Linked DNA regions of Homo sapiens: region 2 is linked to region 1. The links are chromatin loops, found by intact Hi-C in ENCODE. Cell type or tissue: PC-3. All regions are shown on one strand.

Evidence for each region. Hi-C counts contacts between places; a loop is a spot of excess contacts. Peaks named below come from ENCODE experiments on the same cell type or tissue, not always from the same donor. Only the 100,000 strongest peaks of a DNase experiment are listed, where the experiment ranks them.
Region 2: a loop joins it to region 1, with 15 times the contacts of the local background. A loop is called at or near these places in 1 of 110 quality-filtered maps.

What each region holds. Positions count from the first base shown.
Region 1 is chr5:101,877,376-101,879,875 of GRCh38, reverse strand. No RefSeq gene overlaps it. Among named protein-coding and RNA genes, the nearest start is that of SLCO4C1, 420 kb to the left of the region's middle. In PC-3, no CTCF peak of the experiment used is centred here; a DNase peak (open chromatin) is centred at 1,455; H3K27ac peaks cover 969 bases.
Region 2 is chr5:101,781,096-101,783,595 of GRCh38, reverse strand. All of the region lies in intron 2 of LOC105379102 (a long non-coding RNA gene), which reads left to right. Among named protein-coding and RNA genes, the nearest start is that of SLCO4C1, 510 kb to the left of the region's middle. RefSeq lists an enhancer at 238-990. In PC-3, no CTCF peak of the experiment used is centred here; no DNase peak of the experiment used is centred here; H3K4me3 peaks cover 825 bases; H3K27ac peaks cover 928 bases.

The DNA of each region.
Region 1 (2,500 bases):
AAGTAGAAGGGTGATTACCAGTGGCCAGAGAGTTTTAGAAATATTTATGCCCTCAAAGGGGCAGAGAAATAATATGCAAGTTTTCTAAAGTAAATGCTCTAAGGAGAAGGAGAATAGGGGCCTAGTGGCAAGAAGAAGCCTATGGAAAGTTTAGTAAAGCTGAGAGAAAAGTAAAGGCTTTCTTGGTCAAACTCATCAGAGATCTGATGTCACAAGTCAAAGCACCATGACAAAATCTGGAGAGATAAGAGTACTCCCCCACCAAAAAATTGAACTGAGATCTACTGATGGCTAGGCCTCTAGAAGACTGTGTGGGATATTTTTATGCCTCCTCTTGTAAAAATAAGCACATTTTGGCTAAGAATAAGCAAAACAAGCCCATTATACCTTGCTTCCTTGCATGATCAGTGGATTACTTCACACAAAGGTTTGCTCAGCCAAAAACTCACATTTATAGAAAACTTAAAGAAATAAGCTCCAAGTGGCCGTGCTCCATTGCCAGCTCACAGTCCTGTTTCGTCACACCGGGTTCTGTGAGCCACACAGAGAAAAGCCTCCACACTGGCTTTATTCTGCTTTTTTAATCAGCCCCCAAACAACATGAGCAGTGGGTGTTGCAGCAATCTTCACTCCTTATCACCCATGAGAAACCTGGAGTTTTAATTTTCTCTTTCATGAAGCACCAAAATATCTTTTTCTATTAGCAGGTTGATCTTCTTTCTTCTCTCAGCACAACTTTTTGTTTTATTCTTTACTCATAGACTGTGCCACATGAACAAGAAAGAAATCAGTGTGGAAATTTCATTTGGATATTTGTGTTATTATTCAGTTTCCTAAATTGTATTTATATAGCTATTAGTGTAATTCTGTGATTACTGTACCATGTGCTCAAATACTCATGATTAACAAATGTCTATAGCACTCTGGAGGAGACGAAGTACAAATACTCTCTTATTTCACATAATCACCCAAACCAATGAATTTTTTTCCATAAGACTAAGGAAACATTATGTTATACAAATCATTTATCAATAATTTTAATGTAGGGTTTTATTAAACTCTGTTCCTTTTTTGAATATTTCCCATATTGAAATGCATAATCAGGCACTTGTCATGATACTTCATTTTCAATAACCACACACATACACACACACACACACACACACACACACACACACACACGATTTAGGGCTATCTGTTATAATTAAAGATGAGATAAAATTTCATGTTTCCAGGATTGCCAAACTTTACTCATTAGACTATTATGTTTCACTTGAACATATAAACCTAAAACACCCCAAGTAAATGCCAGTGATCATTCAGACCATTGTTTTCTGTAATGTTTTATATTACACTGACCTATTATGTGTCAAAAATGATTCATGAGTTCCTACACATGTCTCCTATGAGTAGTTGTTAGCCCAGGAAGCAAAATAAAATCTTGGAGCTAATCTCTGCTCTTTGACACAGACCATTCAGGTCCTCCCAGGTCCTAGACTAATGGTCTCCAAGATGATTTATGTCATTCTACCCTTGACACAGAGTGATGTTTGCCCTGAATAATATCCTTTCGTTTCTGCTCTGTGATCCAAGGCATATAAGTCAGATCCAGCAAGTGTTCTGCTTTCTTCATCAAAACTTTCTTACAATTCTAGTCTCAGAAGCCTCTTCCCGTTATTCATTCTCTAATCTCATTTTGCACTTTTCTCTGTATCAAATGAATCTCTCCAAATATTCTTTTTATTGAATACAGAAACCGTATTCTCAGTTTCTGTGATACACAGAACTGACTATTATAGTGTGAGGCACACAATAAGAGCTCAGTAAATGGCTATTCATTTGACAGTTCAAAAATTAGTGAAAATTTAATTGATTCATATAAAATGAGAGCCTCCATTATTAATGTCCAAAGAGAATCAAGAAACACATGCTCTTGTAAAAATTCTGATTTGTTTTAAATAGAATACCTTATGTCTGGACCTACACGATGGCCCTGCCTTGTCTGTATATTCTATTTTGTGAATAATGGTAGACAAAGTTGTGGGAAAATGGCTCTGTGCTCAGTTTTCCTGGGAAAGCATTGATATTTCAAATAATGGAATTCAGTATTCCAATGCATAACAGGTTTTTAAAAACCTAGCAAAAGTTTATTCACATAAGCTTGTTCTGTCCCTAAGGAAAAATAACTAGAAATAAACACATCCAACTTGGTCTTCATTGGCAGTTATTCACCCAAACATGTTCACTTGCTCCGAATAAAGACTTAAGCTAATACCATACTTTTTGTAGTGAGTCACAAGTTCTAACTGAACATTTATCATTCTTCAAATATATTATTTTATGTTCCAAAGATTACAATGAACACCACACTCACAAAGAAAAAAATATCTTGAGCAAATGCAGAAACCTTAACAGAAATCTGTGGTCATCCTCCCCAAAACCTATAAACCTCTGTAACCATGAGAAAAGTATTACACAAACGCATATAAAAAACATTTTA
Region 2 (2,500 bases), 96 kb after region 1:
TCTTCCCTCATTTCTCTGTGAGGAAGGGGGAAGGACCAGTGACATCCCTGAGCCCAACTGCAGAGGCCGTTGTCATCTCCAGTGCACAAGGGGGGTCCTCTAAAAAGAAACCTGAGCCCCAGGGAGGTGGCGCAGAGTGACCCTGGCAGGGGCAGGGCAGGCACCAATCGCGAGGGAGGGACATCTCCAGGGACTCGGAAGAGCTCAGCCATCACGGATCCTCCAAACTTGTTCTGGGAGTGCCTGCTCCACGCAATTCACGCGTTTTACTGACTTCTCCCCTTCGCTCTATCTTCCTTGAACAGAACTTTTCTGTCAAGAGAAGGTGCTGAAGTTGGTGCTTACAGGACGTTCCCAGGCACCCAATATGCGCTCCATCAGAAAGAGGTGGATGATGTGCTCAAGTCTGCTCCTGATCTTAAGACAAAATAAATAGCAAGAACAGAGGGACAGAGGGGAATGCAACTCATGGGGTAATTTAAGATATGACAAAAAGTTAAGCAATAAATGAAATGAGAGACTATAGACGGTAGCGTGAAAATTGAGACAGTGTGTGTGATCCTGTGAGCTTTTGTGTGTTCAGATTCATGAATTAAACAACAAAGGCTGTTGTGCTGTGTGGGCTTCTTTAAGCTGTTCCCAGTACAAGCTCAACTTTCTCAAGTGCAGCGGTGTTGACAGTTGTCCTGGCGCCGATGACTCCTATGACAAAAGAAGAGTCACTGCAGAAGTGTCAACAAAAACGTGTACCTTTGTTCCTTTAATCGGTGGGCAGACCCTAAGCGAGATGTCAGTATTCATCATCCTGTTGACCTTCCTATTTTCTCTGCCCCAACGCTCTAAAAAGATGCTAGAGAATGCTGGTTTCCCAAAAGGCTTAAGTTAAAGCTCTGAAAGCAGAGATGCCTTCCTCCTGTTTCTTACCTTTTTCTTGGCTACAGTAGATTTATGTATTGAATCAGAAACGACAGTACTATTAAGGAAACCACATTATTTGCCTTGTCTTGGAATAAAGATTTTTATAGACTTGAGTGTACATGTAGAAACTGGTTATTTCATACATCAACTTATCTAATAAACTTTCCCTTGTGTTTACCCAGGTAGAGTTTTTAGTTTAATAAACATCACCTTAGTGATTTTGAAATTTACCAGGAAGTGGCTATAATTTTGTTGTGTGGACATAGCTTGGAACTATTTCTAAGGATATGAACCTGGTTATAAACTCATTTAATAGTCCATTTCTAGAAATTCTAACTCTCTTTATATGAGAAAGTTGACATGCCAAAAAGTAAAGGTGTAGGTGCTTGTCCTAATGTAAATAAATTCCCCTTATCCTTCATACTTTCTTTGTTCTTTTCATCTGCTATCCTTAAAAATATGTACAATAAATAGAATTTTAATTTATTTTAGCTATTAATAAAAGTAAATGATGTCTTATGCTTCTTAAAATTCATTTTGTTTTCATGGAGATGACATTTTTGTGTGTTCCATTTCACAGATGAACTCTGAATTGATCTTTCGTTAATACTTCTTCAATCTTTTTGTGCTCTGGAAAGTTGCACAATGAACTTTGCATCATGTTATGGAATGCCTTTGCTTGAGCAACATATTGAACACTGATTTATACTTTAAATATGGATATTTTAATAAGAGAGCACAAGCTCAATTTAACAATGGTCAGTGAATGACGTGAATTCATAAACATGATTGGCATGTTAAGGGATCCGCTTGTGAGTTTCAAATACATAGTCTTCACGCAGATACATTAAGATGCTTAATAAAGTAATTATACTTAGCATCTTATTATTTCTGTACTTAATGGTCTTCCAGGGAGGATCTAAATTTATATGTTCCTATTTAAAAAAAAAAAGAGATGTCTTCTGATGGGAACATGTTCCCATAATAAACTAGATGGAAAACTGAATTGAAATAAATTTTAAGAAGATATGTTTTCCGATGGGAAATGTTCTTATAATAAGCTAGATAAAACATTGAATTAAAATTGAAATAAAACAATCAGGAGATACTTTAAATATTTATTAGTTTATCTTTAAAGATTAAATGATGCTTATGTTTATGTCCTACATCAATGAAATATTTAACAATGACTGTTGACTGTGTATAGGCCTCTTTGGACAAAATCCCTACTAAAGGGAGTAATTGGAAAATAAAACAGTGAATTATATTAGGTACTAGAAGAAATAAAAATGCAATGGGGTTAAAAGGAAGGACAGTTTACTATTTCATTATGCCAGAAGAATTTGCCTCATCTAATAGAGAAAATGAAACATAAATTACTCTCTATGAATAAACAGAATTTTGACACATAAAAATTGGAGAAAAGGGGAAAAGGCATAGAGGACATGCTAAGACATTGTTCAGAAACTAGTTTGAATAGAACTTTATGTGTCAGAAAATAGAAGAAAAAGTGTCAAAAAGTGTTGAAAGTAAGTAGAAGAAATAAGTTGTACAAACCTGGCTTTCACTCTCATGACTTTGG